Regions from separate parts of the Mus musculus genome. Here all the other regions are linked to region 1. A link is a loop called in an ENCODE intact Hi-C map of the cell type or tissue named here. Cell type or tissue: heart. All regions are shown on one strand. Region 1 has its middle 39 kb from the start of Gm13715. Region 2 overlaps P2rx3 (purinergic receptor P2X, ligand-gated ion channel, 3). Region 3 has its middle 20 kb from the start of Lrrc55. Region 4 has its middle 12 kb from the start of Aplnr.

The links. Hi-C counts contacts between places; a loop is a spot of excess contacts. Peaks named below come from ENCODE experiments on the same cell type or tissue, not always from the same donor. Only the 100,000 strongest peaks of a DNase experiment are listed, where the experiment ranks them.
Region 2: it touches region 1 in a loop (23-fold over the local background); 13 of 42 quality-filtered maps call a loop at or near these places.
Region 3: a loop joins it to region 1, with 2.5 times the contacts of the local background. A loop is called at or near these places in 5 of 42 quality-filtered maps.
Region 4: a loop joins it to region 1, with 8 times the contacts of the local background. A loop is called at or near these places in 39 of 42 quality-filtered maps.

The regions. Positions count from the first base shown.
Region 1 is chr2:85,244,683-85,249,682 of GRCm38, forward strand. No RefSeq gene overlaps it. Among named protein-coding and RNA genes, the nearest start is that of Gm13715, 39 kb to the left of the region's middle. In heart, no CTCF peak of the experiment used is centred here; a DNase peak (open chromatin) is centred at 1,999.
Region 2 is chr2:85,019,373-85,024,372 of GRCm38, forward strand. P2rx3 (purinergic receptor P2X, ligand-gated ion channel, 3) reads right to left here. Exons shown (of 12, transcript NM_145526.2): 4 at 4,738-4,801; 5 at 4,111-4,204; 6 at 3,782-3,859; 7 at 2,976-3,117; 8 at 2,357-2,493. Among named protein-coding and RNA genes, the nearest start is that of P2rx3, 14 kb to the right of the region's middle. In heart, a CTCF peak has its summit at 2,844 (motif pointing right); no DNase peak of the experiment used is centred here; H3K27me3 peaks cover 1,204 bases.
Region 3 is chr2:85,176,720-85,181,719 of GRCm38, forward strand. No RefSeq gene overlaps it. Among named protein-coding and RNA genes, the nearest start is that of Lrrc55, 20 kb to the right of the region's middle. In heart, no CTCF peak of the experiment used is centred here; a DNase peak (open chromatin) is centred at 1,892.
Region 4 is chr2:85,121,708-85,126,707 of GRCm38, forward strand. No RefSeq gene overlaps it. Among named protein-coding and RNA genes, the nearest start is that of Aplnr, 12 kb to the right of the region's middle. In heart, CTCF peaks have their summits at 2,350 (motif pointing right) and 4,427 (motif pointing right); a DNase peak (open chromatin) is centred at 2,344.

The DNA.
Region 1 (5,000 bases):
TCCTAGTCTGACTTATGGTTTGCACAGTGCTAGAAACTGTACTGTATTCAAGAATGATACACACTGTACTAATTGAGCTCCATGTCTAGTCTGTGCTTTCCTATTTTTTCATGCTTCATAATTTCTTATGGTTGAGACTTGCATGATTTAGGTCATGTACTGGGTGACTTACGTGCTAGATTTTGATCTCTATCCAATTTTGTTGCTGCTGTTTGTTTGTTTAGTCACTGATCTGGACTCAGCCTGTGGGTACTATTCCCTGGTGGTATATGGCTGCTGACATGTCTCTCTGGTCGTTAAATGTCTTGTTTTATTTAAACTTGGCTCCTCTACTTCTTCCAAGTTCAGTGGTCAGCCAGTGTGTGGTCATGAGTGTTGTTGTTTCCTGCTGCCACATTTTATTATCAGATGCACAGAGGTGTATTATTTACAATATGTTAGAAGGTATGGGTCACATGGCTAAAATCATGGCATCACCAAGGGTGTGTTCTTTGGAGGCCCCACTGTAAGAATTCATGTCCTTGATCTTCCAGTTTACATGGGAGCTCTTGCCCTCTATAATACTGGCCTGCTTCCCCCAACTTAACATTCAGCAGAGAAGGTCAAATCCTTCTCCTAGCATCTCTCCTTGACTCAGCTCAAAGCATTCTGTTCATTTAGGGAATCGTGTAATTAGATCAAGCCTGCCTAGATGAACTATCTCCTCTCCCTTTCAAGGCACTTAACTTTAATCACATCTGCAAAGCCCCTTTGCCATGGCAACATAGTCACATGTGCTAGGGTTAAGATCTGGATGTCTCCGTGACGAGGGTAGGTGGGGAGAACATTTCTTTGGTGACCACCTATCTCAGGACAGTAAGGCTCCTACACAGTTCTCTTAGCTCTGTGACTGCTATCCAAATTTAGGCAGTTTCAAGTCTTGTATCTTCTCTGTGAGTGTTTCAGTGTCCTGGCTTACCAAGGGTATGTGAAAGTTTTGTCAAGCACCTTTAAGACACTTTCATCTCTTGGTTTATTATAGGTAATAATATGATTTTATTAACTTCCTGATTAGTCCTTCAGTCTGTCGCTTACCTCAGTCAGCATTGCAATTTCAGGTTAGCAGAACTGTTGCTTTCCTGTGTTTACATGCCTTTGTGGTTGTTCATGTTACTGTAGATGCATGCACTAAAAAATTCCATCCCTGAGCTAACTGAGTCACCTTCAGCAGCGAAGTTGCTGGTACTCGTGTGCATTCTCACTGGGGTAGAGCCACGTGCCTGCCCAGGCTGAATGAGTCCAGGAGGTGATGAAATCAGTTCCCAGCCCCAAGCTCAAGCACCACAAACTCACACAGTTCTTTTCTAACCTTTACTAGTTATTCTACTTGTTGTGTATAGTTGGTTGGTTTCCAGAGCTCTTAAATGGTTGTTTTTGACAACTCTGTTTTTCGTATTTATGAATCCTCTGGAGAGGATTTATTGTCCTTTCCGTCTGCCTTCAGGAAGCCTACTCTTTATAAGGTTTGGTCCACTTGTGTTTAAAATGATTAGTGATTCTGTTGAGGCTGCGTTTGGGCCCTATAAGCAGATCATTAGCATAGATGATAGGGGGTAGAAGTGTCTGAAGGTTTTCTGAAATAGGCTGTTTCAGGTGTAGGGCAGTACTATCATGGAGAAAAGGGATGCCTAGTATCCCAGGCATAAAGGAGAGCAGAGTAAGTGAGTACAGGTGAAGGTGGGTATTAAGTGTTTTAAGGGCCAGCCCAAGGATATAAACAAGAATTTTCTTAGAGTGTTGCTTGTTCAGGCAGTTTTTATGAGATTGGGAGGACTGGATTGATGAATTAGGTTACTCTCTAGGGGCAGCCTCTCACACAACAAACATTTCTGTTAATACGTTGCAAGCTCTTCTCCTGTTTTTGCTATCTGGGTCTATTTTCCTCATTTGTTCCCATCCTCTGGTTCTAGGTGGCTTGGCTGAGCGTTTGATCGTGGGCCCACACTGCCCCCTTGTGCTCAGGTTGTGCATAGCACTGGCATATTTGCTTCCCCACTGGTGGAGGGGAGAGCTCAGAGAACTGGGCTCTGAAGCACGGTTCTTATCACTGTGTTAGGTCTTTTCTTCATGTGGCCAGGCTGACTCCATAATGGTGAACACTCACAGTATTCAACAAATAGAGACACACTGAGGACCTGATTCCAGCAGCCTCATGGACTGCAGGCAAGGGATGGAGACTTCTGCCTACACAGCTGGGTACCTTGACTCCATACATGGTACCCCAGTCCTTAAATTGATTATTATTATTTACTAAGGATCTTCTAAAAATTGTCTGTCTTCCTTTGTAACTTTGATGAGAGTTTTGAATTCATTTCTGAGTTCTTGGAAGTATTTACCATAGGATGATCAGACCTATGAAGATGAGTTTGATATTGTCTCTAGCTTGTAGAAGCTGTCTCTAATGTTCGCAACTCCGGATGCTGGAGACATAGTCCAACCACTATTTTGGAAATGCTGTACACTGACTATGCCCCTCGTCCTTTATGGTCCATCTAGATGTGGTTATGACTGGTTTTCCAGTTCCTGTTCCTGGAATTTTCCCTGTATCCATCCACTGATTTAGCTGGAAAGCACCCCAAACCTCTGTACTCTTTTCCTGTTCCTGGAAAATGCTTTTTCCCTCTCATGTATGTATGTATGCATGCATGTATTTAACTTAGTGTGTGTGGAAAGGTTGGGGCACATCTTTTGGTGTATGTATAGAAGCTAGGACAATTTGCATGAATCATTTCTCTTCTTCTACCAAGGGGTCCCACAGATAGAGCTAAGGTCATTAGGACTGGCAGAATTGGCATAGCATTTTTACCAAAAGAACTTCGTATGTAGCCAGTCCTGGAAAAAAAAATGTTCCCTGTTACTTTGTTCTGGTACATGTCAATACTTCTTGAGAGCTCCTACAATTATTTCTGCAAACCTTCCCCAGGCCTGCCTTGTTCCCATGACATGTGCATATTGTTTTGCTCCTGTTAGTGTCTCTAGCACCTCACTGTGGTTTGTCATACTGTAGACTCTCAGGGATTTGTTTGTGGGCAAAGTACTAAGCATCCCAGGTCTATGATTTGGAAGTGGCTAAGATGAGAGCTGGAAAGTGAGTGGAAGAGGCGGGACTTTAGAGACAGAGAATCAGCAAATCAACAGCTTTATGAAACATCTTAAAGCCTGCATGCACTTCCTGGCTCTCACCTATACAGAGGAATACAGTCTTGCTCCCACTCCCTCTTTTTGACTAACAGGATGTTTTCCTCCTGCTTGGGCTCTCCTCCTTAGTTCATGCCCACTCCTATTCTCAGCCTGGGGTTGACGTTGGAAGTCAGTGTCATGGATCATGGTGAGTCCCCGAGTATTATCTTCTTGGGGTTCAAATACTTCAGGTTCAGATCCAAGACCCACAATTTATTTTTGGTTCAAATTCTTAGACAAACATATTCACCTCTTGGGGCCTCAGTTGCCTTGATTTTAAATCAACATAGTAATTTTTTTTCTCTTTGTCCTTGGTCTGCTTGTGTGAAAATCACATCTGATAGTCAATAGAAAGAGCTTCGTGGTAATGTTGTAGGTTACCATTATCATGCTAACAGGTAAAATCAAATGCATGGCATATTGCTATTGTTCTCTGCATGCTTTCAGGAAAACTGAGACTTAAAAAAGGATAGACTCAATGGATTGGAGAAATATCACATTGGTTAATGTGCTGAATCAACCATAGTCAGGACTTCTCAAACCATACATAAGCAGGGTGGGCTAGTTTCTGAATCCATAGCTTTTATTATTTTTTTTCTAGTTTCTTGCATCCTATGTCACCCTGAAGCCTGTGTAGCATAAAAGTTAAAATTCTGAGGTTCAGGGATTTGAGAGATGTCTCAATGGTTTAAGTGCTTGCCATGCAAGCACGAGAAGTCGAGTTCAGCTCCCCACAACTCACGCAAATGCTACGAGGGCAAGGAGGCCCACCATCTTGGGAAAGAGAACAGGGATCCCAGAATAAGCTGGATACTGGGCCTCACCCACTAGGCATATCGACTAGCTCTGTGTTTGATTAACAGGTCTTGCGTCAGTGAATAAGATGGAAGAGTAATTGAGGATGATTCTGGATGTCAGTCATGGACTTCCATGTGTACGAGACACACACATGTATGCCCACATATAGACAAACGCACACAGACATGAAAATGGAAGAAGGAAAAAGGAAAGCATGAGGTTTAGAGTCAAATAAGAGTTGCTTAAGCAGTAGCTTAGTCTCACTGTGCCTCAATGTCATTTTGTTAAAATGGGAATGATGATAATACTGTGCTTATCTAACGAGCATGCTGCCACTCAATGCAGCAGCCTTGGGAGGCACTCTGAGCAGGGGCTGGTGTACAGTAAATGTCAGCTTTGATCAGATACTCTCGCTTCCTGCTCGTAAGGGTTGGTTGTTTTGCTTTCAAATAAGATAATGAGGGCTAAGTAATGACCTGGTAGAAGGTGAGATAATACATCTAATGAAAAATTGGCTGGGAACCAAGGACAGAAAGGAACTCAGTAGCTCCCAGTCCAGTTCACTCATTTTAAAAAGCGGGAAGGAAATATTTTCCCAAAGTTACATAACAAATCCAGTTCAATGTATTGACTTTTTTCTTAAAAAAAAAAAGCCTATTATATCCCAAGCATTATTCACATTTCTGTGGATAAGTGGGTGAATGAGAAATAGCTTTTGCTTATGCAGGAGATTTTCCAAAGTGTAACAGATGCAAACTGAAGTTATCACGGCTAGAATTTAATCTAGAAACCCCTGGGTTGAATAAAATAAAGAAGCAGACTTTTTTTGTGGTGTTGAGATTTGCACCCAGACCTTTGTTCATGGTAGGCAAACACCTGTGGCTGAGGATGCTCACTGAGCTACATCCTCAGCCTAAAGAAGCATTTCGGTCCTGTGCTTTGCTCTACTTAAGAGGGAGGTTTGCTTGCATAGTGAGAGGAGG
Region 2 (5,000 bases), 230 kb before region 1:
CTTTGGATGAAGACACAGAACTCTCAGCTCCTCCTGCGCCATGCCTGCCTGGATATTGTCATGCTCCCACCTTGATGATAATGGACTGAACCTCGGAACCTGTAAGCCAGCTCCAATTAAATGTTTTTTTTTTTTTTTTTAATAAGACTTGCCTTGGTCCTGGTGTCTGTTCACAGCAGTAAAACCCTAACTAAGACACAGGCCAAGTGCAGAGCCAGATAAGAAAGTTGGCTGACTAAACATATGTAAAAACATAGTTTTCGCAGTCAAAATGATTAAGCCTACAGCTGCCAAAATAATATTAGCTGTTCTTAGAGAAATAACCATAACAAAAATAACAGTTCTTAGAAGACTTCTCCTGCCCCCCCCTCCTGCCCCATACTGAATTCTGAGGAAGACCACAAACCACCCTGACCTTGCTAGGATTCCCTGTGACATTAATAGCTGTGACATTAATAGCTGACCCATAAGTTCAAAATGTACTATTGCTTTGCTGCAAATCATAATAACCCACCATGGGGGCAAGCAAAGTGAGTCACTAGGCCAAAGGTTACTTAGTCACTATGCAAACCAACTAATGCCTGAAAGGGTTACTTGCTACACCAATGAAAACCCTGTTGCTCAAATCTGCCCCTTACAAAGGTATAAAAAGTGTGTTCTTTCTTTGTTCAGTGTCTCTCTTCTGGCCTTCATGCTGAGAGGGGAGTCCCCAACATGTTAGAATCATAAAAATCCTCATGTGTTTTGCAGCGATGGTGATCTCTGTGGTCTTTGTGAGTGAGGGCCTTTTGACAAACTCCAACAACTCCATTTATGCTACTGAACTTTTGGGACTGTTGAAATATTGAAGACTTATAGAGATGAACTAAATGTATTTTGTATTATAAAATGAACATGAGATTTTAGAGATCAGGAGTGAAATACTATGATTAAAAACAATATGCTTGGGTGTCAAGTTGACAAAATGAAGACTTGTGATTGTTAATCTTTATTATCAATGTGGTAGGACTTAGATTGACCTAGGAGACAAACTTCTAGCCATGTGTGAGGGAGTGTTGATTTAGGTGGGAATACCTAAGCAGGAATGTGGTTGCATCAACCCACAGGCTAGAGTCTCCTATATATTTGCCCCACCACTACCTATTTAGTCTTCTTAGCTTTTTTACCTCATAACATTGTATACTAAATCAGGATCTTTAAGAAGTTTTGGGATTTTCACAAACTAAGGGATGGACTGAGGAGATAACTCACATGACAAAAGTGTGCAGTGTATAAGCCTGGTGACCTGAGTTCACATCATGTGCAAGAGCCAGATGCAGTGGCACTGGCATCTGTCATCCCAGTGTGATCCTACTAGGTGCTGGGGAGCAGAGGCAGGAGAATCACTTGGAGTGTGTAGGCCAGCTATCCTGACATGCACTAATGACCAAGAGGGATCCTGCCTCAAAGAACAAGCAAAGTTTGCCCTTTGACTTCTGTACATATGCCACATCATGAGTGTTGGCACACACACACACACACACACACACACACACACACACAGAGAGAGAGAGAGAGAGAGAGAGAGAGAGAGAGAGAGAGAGAGAGAGAACAAAACTGAAATCCAAAGCAATTCATGCACTGACCAGTAGGATTCACAGGTGAACTAGCATTTCACAGATGGGGACATGGACAAGGAAGAGGTCAAGGACTTGTTCAAGGGCTCAGCTATTCCAAACAGTTCACCCAGAGTTCCTCCCCCCACCCCCCGGTTTCCCTTTTTCCTAATGGAAAAAGCCCCCAAAGTAAAAATCCTTTAGGGCACAGAGCCATATGGAATATCAATTAGATGATATGTAAAAGCTTCTCCCTGCCCGAAAATCCCTAAAGAACTAGTGATCGATAGTTGCTGTCTGTGAATCGTGGGATTTCCTGGTTTTGGAAAGAAATGCCAAGTTACCATTTTGGAAAAAGAAACAAGGCCAGATACTGTGATTACTTTTTGGGAGTAAGAGCCTTAAAATTTCAGGTGCAGCACAGGGAGTGGGGCTGTCTGGATACAAAAGAGGCACATTGTAGCTAAAAACAGGTAAAGAATTACAGAATCAATTACTCCAGATGACCTTTGGCCATCTGATCTAATGACCTACCTCAGCAGATTTCTTAGTTGGATCATTTTTAAAGACATGAATCCAAACCTCATAGCACAACCCACCCACCAGGAACGGCTGTCAAGAAGTCCTTCGCAAGCTGGAACTGAAGCCTGACAGGCAGCAGAAGGACACGAGGAGTTTCCTTCCGATTGTGCACTTTTGCCTGAGACGAATTTTTTTGGGGCTGCCTGTGTCCTCTACTTCTGCTTAGGAGTGGGGTTTACCTGAAGTTGTAGCCAGGGGAAACACTGCTTTTCTCAGAAACTCCATCTAGCCGAGTGAAGGAATATTTGGGAATGCACTGGTCCCAGGCCTTGTCCAGATCACACACCCAGCCGATCTTAATGCCCAGAACTCCACCCTGAAAAAAGGGCCAAATATGAGGTCTCCCTTGTGCCAAGTCAGGGCTGAGGGTTTCCAATGAGTAAATTCTTTCCCTTCTCTGGATAGGAGGTGGCAGTGGGGAGGGAAGAGCATGACTGGTGCCCTTTAGGGGAAGAACTTGGATCTTTAAAGTCCCCACGATACAACACAGGATTCAGAACACTACTGCAGCTCACTGTCCTGTGGTGTGGTACTTTTCCGAGACCAAAGGCCTCTTCTGAGGTGAAATGGAATGAGAGAATGGGCAACTGAGGATAGGGGAGGTAGAGGCAAGATCACTGGGGATGGATGGATAGGATTTGGGATCCAGGGATCTGCAGGTCTAGAGTGCTTCCACCAGGTGGCATTGTCTTGCTGAAGTTCCTGCCCAGCATCCCAGTGGCTTTCCCTGAAGTCTAAGGCTGAGCTTTCCAGGTAGATAGGAAGGTAGGGGGTCACAGGGAAGGGACAAGTTCTCACCGTGCGGGCCAGCTTGGCAAAATCCTGCCCAGCAAACTTAACCACGTCCCCTACCCTCAAGATGGGGCAAAATGGGGCCTTTTCAGGATGGAAGCGGCACTTCTTTATGTCCTTGTCGGTGAGGTTAGGAAGGAGGTTTCCCCTGGGATGGAAAGAGGAGAGTAGTTAGGCCCAGAATTAAAATAAAGATGGAAATGCCTAAATGCTCTCATCTTCTGGATGCTTCAGGCCCTCCACATCCAGGGGAGGCATCTACCTGCACCATCTCTCAGTCACTTCCCATATATCACCCCACTTTCCCCTCATGATTTTGAAACCCCCATCATGTTCCATCTCATAGTAGGGCTATGAATGTGGCTAATTCTCCAAACTACCAGGCTGGGCCTCTTAGTGACCAGAGTCTCTCCTAATTACTTGGTGCATCTCTTCAGTGCCTGACAGGATGGATACACGACTACCAGACAGTTGTTGAATGCAGGAGTCGAGAGGCAGTGGGAGCAAAGTAAGACAAAAAACTCTCCACTTGAGGGTTTGAGATGGGAAGAAATACAAGTGACAAACACTTCAGACTCCAACTGCAGGAGGCCTCGGTGTCCACAGCCAGTTTAAGTTGTCTTTCCCCTGCTCCAAGCAGAACTCCCATTTGGGCTCAGAGCTCCACGGCAGGAAAACTGGCAGAGAAATTGGCTATCGGATATCTGGGATCGAGGTCTGTGGAGGGACAGGGGCTCCGTGGAGATGGGGAGATGGAGAGAACATGAGTGACCTCTATGGCAGGGTGAATAAGGGAAGAATCAAGGACTCACTTCTCAAAGTTGAAGAGAGGGAAACGGATGCTGTTCTTGATGAAAATGGTGAAGTTCTCGGCTTCCATCATGATAGGCCTGTGGGGGAAATGGGGCTTCAGCTCTCCATTAGAGGGGAGACAGGGGGCTTTTCTCAGGAATCTTTCTTTATAGGTGCCTCTTGAAAGAAGGCATCTTATAGAAAGATCACGGGCTTGAGGCAGCGAGGGTGAGAGGCAGAGGCAGAGCAAGGGAGATGGCACACTGAGATCACATTCTTACCCCAAGAAAGAACACTAGTTGGGGACCCACATAACCCTCCATTAGCTTCGGGATGCTTAGAGCCTTACATCTCCACGGTGTCCACCTCGGTGGGGCACCAGCCCTGGATCTCACAGGTCCGACGGACAGAGCTGTAGTTCACGCAGCGGCCGGTGAGGATCCCTGGAGGGCAGAGCTGACAGTTGGCATCCTGCCCCTTACCACCCCCATGCCCCTCCTCACCAGGGATCCTGGCAGATGAGCCAGGCAAGCTAACCTGCTGCATGTGTCCTAAATAGCCCAGAACCCTTCTTCCTTGCCTCTGAGCCTGAGCTATCCCTTCTGCCTGGAGTGCTTTTCGTGAAGCTCCATCTTGCCATCTTCAGACCACTTCTAGGAGGGCTTTGAAGCCACTTCTCTGAAACAACCTTGCTCCCTCCCCTGGGTCTCCTCCCATAGTCCTCTGTTTCCTTAGTACTACTTGCTGTGTACCACTCTGTAGTACCCAGACTAAACTCCTGGGGCCGTAACCATGCCACCTCCACATCCCTAGCTGGGTCTGGGCACCCAGCAAACCTCTGTGACATTGGCTTAAGTCTACAGAGTAGGTTGGACCCATTTCCTGAAAAGGGCTATCCTCACACCAAATCCTCTGCCCTTTAGAGTCCCATGAAGGCTTGGGGTTGGAGAGGGAGGGGGGAAAGGACTGCACTCACCCCCACCCGGGAAGCGCTCAGGCCCACACTGGCTGTCAGACACACAGCGGTACTTCTCCTCATTCTGTGGGGGGACAGGGTCACAGGTGTATGAAGGCCCCTCTGTTGGCCCTGGTCAGCCCATTAATTCCCATTGCCTCCCACGAGTTCCCATAGCTGTGGCCTCTAGTGGGTGGCAGGTGGAGTCACAGCTCCGAGGCCAGACTATGAGGCTCTGTTCACACCACTTGCCCTACTCCTGCCAGTCTGCTTCGTTGACCTGT
Region 3 (5,000 bases), 68 kb before region 1:
TTTGTTTTTCAAGACAGGGTTTCTTTGCGTAGCTCTGGCTCTCCTAGAACTAGCTTTGTAGACCAGAGCTTGAACATACAGAAGTCTACCTCTGCTTCCCAAGTGCTGGGACTAAAGTTGTGTACCACCATACCTAGTTGAAGTTTAAAGATGGTTTAAAGATGGGGAAGAAGAGAGAGAGAGAGAGAGAGAGAGAGAGAGAGAGAGAGAGAGAGAGAGAGAGAGAGAGAGAGAGAGAAAACACATATGTATGTGTGTGTGTGTGTATGTATGTAGGACATGCCTATCAGAAGCTAAGAATGGGAAAGAACTAAGCCTCTATAGGTACAGCCCTCACCTTATATTTTAGATCCTCTACAGCAGACTCTTTTCTGCAAATGTCTATGTTCTAGTTATCTAGATTTCATTCTGAACAGACACTATTCCATCCCATGTATGCCTTCTCTTGGACTTTTCCCCTACTTGGATTGACCCATTTCCATCTTCTTTAAAAAGCCCACACCTGTCTTCAGATATCCATCTCCACCAAGTTTTCCTTGATGCTTTTTAAAAAATGAACTACAGGTGGTGGTGGTGGGTAAGCAATCAGGATGTAAAGTGAATAAATGAATGGATTAATGGAAAAAACCCATAATAGTTTGTAAAAATTTTTTGCATTTTTATTAGGTATTTTCTTCATTTACATTTCCAATGCTATCCCCAAAGTCCCCCATACCCCCCTCCCCTACCCACCCACTCCCACTTCTTGGCCCTGGCATTCCCCTGTACTGAGGCATATAAAGTTTGCAAGACCAATGGGCCTCTTTCCACTGATGGCCGACTAGGCCATCTTCTGATACATATGCAGCTAAAGACATGAGCTCCGGTGGGGGGGGGGGGTAGTGGTTAGTTCATATTGTTGTTCCACCTATAGGGTTGCAGATCTCTTTAGCTCCTTGGGTACTTTCTCTAGCTCCTCCATTGGGGGCCCTGTGATCCATCCAATAGCTGACTGTGAGCATCCACTTCTGTGTTTGCTAGGCCCCAGCATTGCCTCACAAGAGAGCTATATCAGGGTCCTTTCAGCAAAATCCTGCTAGTGTATGCAATGGCGTCACCGTTTGGAGGCTGATAATGGGATGGATCCCCAGGTATGGCAGTCTCTAGATGGTCCATCCTTTTAATAGTTTGTAAAAATTTAAGACACATGAATCTATTTCTTATGCCTTTATTGTTTCTTCATTATGACCTGTGTTCTGTGACCATGTTTCTTTCCTTTGGTAGTAGATCATGAGCAATTAGATGGTCCTGACCCTACCTTATCTTGCCATCATCTGGGGCACATAGCAAATCAGCACATGGCAATTATAATGCACATTGTTGGAATCAGATGGTATGGACTTGGTGTGGAGAATAAAAATCTGGTATTGAGTTGAATTCTTTAAGAAATCAGTATAGAAAAAACAGGGATGAGGGACTAGATCTTCATTTGCCTTCTTTATTTCAGTGTAGGATGACAGCATCCTTCTCCAGCGATGTCTTATGACCTCAACTGACCTTCACTAGGTCTGTTTTCTCATTCTCTTGGATCCGGCTGAGAAAAACAGGAAGAATCATTAAGAGACAGGGACTTCAGAGCCAGCAAAATTATTTCTGATTCCTTTTACAGACACCAAAAGCTTTGTTTATACAGTATGACAAAGGAGTGGGCTTTTCCTGCTGGCTCCAGGGAGAAACCTCTATCGACCTCCTGGATTCATACCAGGTGTCACACCCATCCCCTTCTCAGATTTTCTCCCCCATTTTGCAGTCTCTACCATCACGTATAATGTAAAACACAAGAGTTGGAGGGTCCATTGGCTGTATCCAGCCTTTCTTCCTGAGAGATAGCTAATTTCTTCTTAGACTATGCTCTGTGTACCAGTGATGCTGGAGGTTTGTCAAGAGTGCAACTTCCAGGTGTTTCCTGGCCTTCTGCTTCAGCACACACTGTAACAAGATCCCCAAGGAGTTACTGTACTTGTAGAAGTTTGAGAGATTCTGCTGTGATCCACTTAAATTATTTTCTTAAATAAGTGGGTACACCTAAAATCTCCAGAGAGGTAAACTAACTTGTGAATTAGTGGCAAGGTACATGCTGTTTATTAGACACTTGTAGAAAGCTATGGATTCGGCACTGTGGATGCAGTTCAAAGTCAGAACCTCAAGTTTCTTTGGTCTTCAGTAATTAAATTGACTAAACATAGGCTTGCTTCACACCAGTCTCTCAGCAAACATTTGTTGAATAAATAAATCTTTTGAATTATGACCCAGGGCTTCATCTACAGCACTGTAGCTGGCTCCTGTAACTACCAGCATCCTTCAGTATCATAAAGTACTTTCAGAAAGAGTAGACTGTGTCCTCATTTGGTGCCAATCCATGGCAGCAGAATCCCAAGACTCAGTGAAGTAGGGCTCATACAATTGTAATTTGTCTGTCATACATGGTACAAGAGGAACTTTTCTGGCCTCAAATTCTCTAAGTAGCTAAGGGTGCCTTTGAAGTTCTGATTCTCCTGTCTCTACTTTCTGAGTGCTAAGTATTATAGGCATGTGCTGCTGTGCCTACTTTCATGCAGTGCTGGAAATGAACCTAGGACTTCAGGATTTATCAACTGAGCTATATCTCCAGTGCATGCATGGACTGTACATCTTGGATGCAACAGTACAGGACATACAACAGGTAAACACACACACACACACACACACTCACTCACACACACACACACACACACACACACACACACACACCAAAAAGTAGTGCCCACTTCTATCTCACCAAAAGGTCTAGTGAGAATGTTCATGCTGGTGGCTAGTTATTCCATTCTGTCCAGACTGGTGTCGTTGCTCTTATGCTCTGTGATCTGGTTTACCCATATCTTTCCCTTCTCTGAAGGTCTTTATTATTGATTGACCAACAGCTTAAAGGAAACTTTAGTTAGTCCTTTTATTCTAAGGAAGACTTTGTTTCTTTTCTGTCCATCAAGGCTGTGGCTGGGTAGTTCTATTACAGTCTTCTGTATGTAACTTACTGGCTCAGTATTGTCCTTATGTCTCACTCCATGGGCTGCTGCCTTTTGTCCAGGAGTTTATAATCTCTGGCAGCTCAATAGCTTCCACTGTTGTGAGGGTGAGAGAGGGTTTTAAAATTCATTTCATGGAAGAAGTCACATATTACTCTGGGCCCAAATTGAAAATGACTTTTCCTCTGGGAAAAAATGCCTGTGTGATCCATTTCTGTTATAATGCCATTTTGCACAGTTGCTGGAGATGCCAGTACTCTTCAAGACTAGTGTGAGGAGAGCTGTCATTCTTTCATCTTTGTTAATTTTGTTGTCCTTGCCAAGCAAGGTCTTTTAACAATTGTTGCAATGTTTTGCATGGGAATGTCTTAAGGCAAAGGAAAACGAGACAGATTCCCAGCAGCAGCCCTTGGAAGGCAGAAGCAGGACATAGGCTCACACCATTTCCCTGCACAGACCAACTTGACTAGTTCATAATTCTGAATCATAATAAAAGCGGAAGCTAGTCTTGCATTGAATTCTTACTAAGTGTCAGGCACTATTCTAAGCCCATCAATGTGGATTCTTTCTTGTTTCGCTGCCATAAATGCTATCAGGTAGGTCATGTCTTCCTGGCATTGTGGCACCAAATAATATACTTATCAGTGGTAGGTAGGTGGCGGACTTAAACCTGTGTGGTTATATTACAGAGCTTGTGTCTAGAATGGGATAGTCATTCTGGATTTTAATTTTATGTTGCTGCATACTTTTTGTTCCCATGAAGTCTTTTTCTTACGGATTAGTAATTTAAATTTTATATTGCAGCCGAACAAATTGCCAAAACCACAGAGGTTTAATTAAGCAATGAAGAAACAATTGTCACTGTAGCTTTAGTGAACAGTTCTTTGACTGATCACCATTAGGGTTTTCTGTTAGATGAGGTCAGAGGGTGGCTGGGTCTAGAATGTTCCAGCTGTATCTATGAATGTATCTAGTGTCTTCAGGTGGTTGGGAGAAAGTTAATCTTAGCTGAAACATTTGAAGGGCTGAGACTTTTTCCCTCTCCATGTGGATCATCTAGGTGGACTTTAATGTGAACAAAACTTACTGTATCAGAGGTGGGCTGGGGAGATGACTCAGTTTGTAAAGGGTGGTTGCGTAAGGATGTGGACCTGGGTTTGATTACAGAATTGAGGTGACAGAGAAAGGCAGATCTCTGGGGCTCAATGGCTAGTTAGCCATGCCTAACTGATGAGCTCTTGGACAGTAAGAGACCTTACCTCCAAAACAAAGGTAGGCATTTTCCAAAGAACAGCACTTAGTGTCGTTCTCCGGCCTTCACATACATATGCACACGGGTTCACTTGTGTGTGTGTGTGTGTGTGTGTGTGTGTGTGTGTGTGTGTGTATACACATGCAGGCATGCACACACACCAGATCTCCTTGTAGGAGAGAGGGAGGGAGAAGAGAGACAGACAGGGGAAAGAGGTAGGGGGAGGGGGAAGGGAGAGGGAATGGGAAGGAGAAGAGGGAGAAGGAAAGGGGGATGGGGAGGGGGATGGGGAGGGGCATGGGGAGGGAGAGGGAGAGGGGAGGGGGAGGGAGAGGGGGAGGGAGAGGGAGAGGGAGAGGGAGAGGGAGAGAACTATGTGATAGATAGATAGATTGGGGCTCTCAAGAGCACACAGCAGAAGCTGCCAGCCCTGCTTTGGACCAGGTCTAGAACTGTCGCTGTCCTTTCTCTCTTTTAGTTTAAGTTAATTTACAGGGCCAGCCCAATACAGTTGATATGAATACTTGAAGCACAACTATTAAATCCCAGATTGGGGATAGGTCACCTATCTGGAATAGGAAAGTATTTTAGGGCACTGGATATGAATGGCAGATGAGGCTCAAGCTCTGGATTTCACACATGTCAACTCTTTGGAGTTGGGCAAGTTATACATCTCTCAGCTTCTAATCATTTCCTAGGAAAAGAGG
Region 4 (5,000 bases), 120 kb before region 1:
CTGGAATTACACTGGCAGTTATAAGCCACCTGAGGTGGGAGCTATGAACTGAACCTCGGTGGCAAACACCTCTAATTCTAGCATTTGGGAGGCAGAGGCAGGTGGATCTCTGTGAGTTCAAGGCCAGCCTGCTCTACAAAGAGAGTTCTAGGACAGTCAGGTCAAAGCAGAGAAACCCTGTATTGAAACAAACCAAACCAAACCAAACCAAACCAAACCAAACCAAACCAAACCAAACCAAACCAAACCAAACCAAAAAGAGTCTAGTATCAGTTTAGATTTCAGTCTTTACTAACTTTCATTGTTGCTGCAGATATCTTGGGATATCAGTTGCTTTGCAGTCTGATTAGATATAAGCTAAGAGTAAGGCTGACTTTGACCTGAAATGTGTCCTGCCTACAACATATGTCGGGACAAAGATGGAGCAGACACTGAGGAAATGGCCAAACAATGATGGCCCCAAATTGAGACCCATCCCATGGGCAAGAGTCAATCCCTGACACTATTAACTATATTTTGCTATGCTTGCAGACAGGATCTTAGCATAACTGTCCTCTGAGAGGCTCCCCCCAGTAGCTGATGGGAACAGATGAGGAGACTCACAGATCAGGGACTCTTACGGAAGAGTTGGGGGAAGGACTGAGGGTTTCTAATGGGATAGGAACTCCATAGGAAGACTGAGAGCCAACTAACTGGACCCTTGGAGGCTCCCAGAGACTGAACCACCAGCCAAAGAGCTAGTAGCATGGGCTATACATAGACTCTCCGCACATATGTAGCAGAATGTGCAGCTTGGTGTTCATGTGTGTCCCCCAACAACTGGAGTGGGGGCTGTCCCTGAATCTGTTTTCTCTCTGTGGATTTTGTTACCCTAATTGGGCTACCTTGTCTGACCTCAGTGGGAGAGGATGTGTGTAGTCCTTCAGAGACTTGATGTGGCAGAGCCGTCCCCTTCACAGAGGAGAAGGGGATGTGGAAGGAGCTTTGGGGGAGGACTGGCAAGAGGGGGAAGATATTGGGATCTAGAGTGAATAATTATTCCACAAGGCTCTACGTCCCATGAAGGCAGAGGCCTTGGTGGTATGTGTTGACACCACTGGGCTTAAACTGGAGTCCTCCAAAGAGGAGAAATAGGCAAGACTGCTCAGTGAATGGCAGGTGCCTGGAACTCTAGCTCTCTTTGATTACTGATGATCTCTGTCTGCCTCTGATTGTCTGTCAGCACAGAGTGTGCTGAAGTTCATATGTCTTATCAGGGTGACCACAGTTAATGAAATAGGATACTACAATCTTAATCTTTCCTCTCTCTCCTCCCTGTTCTCATCAAATTCCTATAATAGTGCTTATTTTTTCTAGAGTAAAGACTGGGGTATCTTTGAATAAGCACTGTATCCCTGCATATGTTACTTTGACCAACTCAACATGCACACACCTTTAAAAATGCTAAAATTAGTAGATACGGCACAAAAGACTCCAGCCAAAGTCCATAGATATAAAAAGGTCCAGATGAAGGGCCTAGAAAACTAGGCAAAACGCTTAAGAAAAGTTTTGTAAAAAGTGCATTTAAAAATTATTTAAGTTTTTAAAAGCTCCCATACATATGTATATTATATACTCGGCAGGCTTTGCAGAAGAGTGGAGGCAGAATGCTAGTCTTAGAAGCAACCACAAGGTGGTGCTATGTACTCAGCGATGAGAGTCTTGCTTTCAGTGACTGTCCTCTTTTTGTCACCAATTATCAGTTTAGTAAAGCAATTTCTCAGTCTCTTTCTAGCCCATAATTTTCCTTAGTCAAACAGTTTCAGTCTTTCTTTCTTGTGTCATCTTTGCAGAGTGACATGTTTAAGGAAGAGTCATGCATAAGGCTGAGGTTAATTCAACGCCTCCTGGTTTTATGCCTGTACTACCCAAAGAGAAAATAGTATGACAAGATTATCCCTTTTCTCTGTCAATGTCATAACATAATACTGTGTCATGACAGTGTGCTGTAACTACATTTCAAGAAAGAAAAAGTACGTCAAAACCTTGAACAGGGTAGAGGGGTGTGAGATTGATTTTTGGGGTCACTGGGGATCTATGCTGGGATCTGGGGCCTGTGCATCCTCAAAACTGTCAGCTAATTTGCTTGCTGGCAAATCTCCTTTTTAAAGGGCTCACCCAGTTTCAAAGCTACAAGATACTGGGGTTAGCAGTTCCCGAGACCTGAGGTCCTTGAAGAAGAGAAGATGTCAGTCATAGCAGGGCCTTATCCTGACAGGTCTGACTGAGTCCCTGAGGCAGGTCTACAAGGCAGTGCTGCAAACTTGCACTGGAGAAAGGATGAGGCTGAGTACCAGGACCTGGCCACTAGAGGTCAGCATCACCAAGCAGTCATAGGCACTGAAGATGCCCTCCAGGCTCTGCAGGGTGTTCTAGCAGAGCTCATCTATATCCAGTGCCTTATTCTATCTGACCAACCACAGCAGCCCAGAGGAGCTGCAAGTATAGGCATAATGTAGCACCAGTATCCTGTCTTTTTGACAAGATACATTAAAATTGTGTACCTGTGATCTTGGAAGTGCCTGGGAACTGATGATGGACAACTCACAAGCAGAGCCTTCAGATATGCAGGGGCAATTGGCACAGAGTGATGTGCTAGTCTACTGGGCAGAGCTGGGTAAAGTATTGCATACTTGCAATCCCAGGACTCTGGAGGTTGAGGCAAAAGGATCACTTCAGATCCAAGGCTAACCTTGGCTATGTAATGAGCTTGTCACAAACAAACAAACAAATGAACAAACAAATAAACAGCAAGCAAGCAATGAAGCAACAACAGAACAGCCATGGGCAGACAGACGATACCTCTTTGATTGATTTTATTTTATTTTATTTTATTTTATTTTATTTTTGAGACAGGTTCTCATGTAGCCCAGGCTGGGCTTGTACTCTTCATCTTACTGCCTCTACCTTCCAAGTGCTGGGTTGTAGGCATGTGCCACCAATGCCTGACTAAGGGCTAAATATTTTGTGCGGAAGGAAATTAGGATGGGAAGTGTCATTAAGAAAAGAAAAGCAGGATTTAAAAATACTGTGGCTTTGTGAGTTGCTTATGACCATGAATTATACTGCTTGATGGTTATGACTGTAGACCTTGGGACCAACAGTCTCCAATTTGAATCCCATTCTAGTACTTGGAAGTGGAGGGACTTAAGTGTGCGTCTTCATCTCTGTTCCCCAGTTTGTGAAATTTATAACTTGGGAAGACCATCATTTCAGAATCATTCCTGACTCTCCCATAGGGTCGCTGTGAGGATTAAGTAACAGCACTGTAGCGGGAAGTGTTTACCGTGTGCTCACTCTGCGAAGGCAGAAGAAGACTTAGCTCTCATTTTTTTTTCAAGATTTATTTATTTATTTCGTGTATGTGAGTCCACTGTCGCTGTCTTCAGACACACTAGAATTGGGCATTAGATCCCCATGACAGATGGTTGTGAGCCACCATGTGAGAATTGAACTCAGGACCTCTGGAAGAGCAGTCAGTGCTCTTAACCGCTGAGTTATTTCTTCAGCCCTTTAGCCCTCAATTTTAGCATTTCATAATTCTGACAACCAGTGTGTTCCATTTTGCAGCTGCTTAAACTGAGGTGTGACTACATCAACACACCTGGGTATGAGCTAGTCGATTTCCTATCCAGAGTCAGCATAGCTGTTTTAATTATTACCCTATTTTCATTGAACAAACATTCAACAGTGGGCTGGGGAGATGACCCAGTAGGTAATGCGCTTGCTGTACCAGCCTGAGGACTTGGGTTGCGACCCCTGAGCTCATGTAAAAACCAGGATTGTGGGTGCATGCCTGGCACTCCAAGGCTGATGGGGGCAGAGACATGTGGACCCAGGCTTTCAAGCCAGACAGCTTAGTTAAAATGGCAAGCTCCAGGTTCAGTGGGAGATACTGTCTAAAAAAAAATAACACGAATAATCTCACTTAATATTATACTTTCCAGTATACCATCCAGTGATTCCCCTACAAATTTCATTTTCTTTATAGTTGAATTCAATTCTGTGGTGTATCTGTACCCTATTTTCATCTGTAATAACATGTGGATGGAACCTAGTCTGACTCCATTTTCGAGCTATAGTAACTAGGCACAGACAATTAAGTGTCTCTGAGGTGGGCTATGCCCAGGAATGGAATATTTGGATCATGTGGTAGTTCTAACTCTAGCACTTTGAGGAACCTTCTGCACTAGTACCCACAATGGCTACCCCAGTGAATAAGTGTTCTTTCTCCCTAGCCTCCCCAATACCTACTGCTAGCTTTCTTGTTAATAATCATTATGCCTAGGGTACCTTAAAGTAGATTTAATTCACATTTCCCTGACTAATAGGGAAAAATTAATTTATTTATGTTTGTGTATACTGTCACTCTCTTCAGACACACCAGAAGAGGGCGCCAGATCCCATTACAGATGGTTGTGAGCCACCATGTGGTTGCTGGGAATTGAACTCAGGACCTCTGGAAGTGCAGTCAGTGCTCTCCAGCCCATCTCTGAGACTTCTTTGCAGATCTTCTTCAGTAAAGCCATAGCCCCTCACTTCTGTGTGCACAAGCAGCATGCTGGGTTGAAAAATATCCTTCCTTGGAAACATAACACTCAGGTTGTTGGAGTCAAAGTCAAGATCTTTATCTTTAAAAAAAATTTTTTTTTAAAAATTATGTGTATGTGCCTGCATGTGGCTATGTGCATGTGAGCACAGATGCCCCACAGAGGCAGGAGGTGTTAAATTCTCATGGAGCTGGAATCTTAGCATGTTGTGAGCCACCTTACGTGGGTGCTGGGAACTGAACTCATGTCCTCTGCAAGAGCAGTGAGTACTCTTAGCCACTGAACCATCTTTCTAGTCCCCTGAAGTCAAGGTCTTTCCACTACTCAGAAGCCACATGATGCTGAACCAGTGATGGAACCCTCTGCATCTCGGTTTACCAACCTGTAAAGTACATGTAACTTGATAGCATT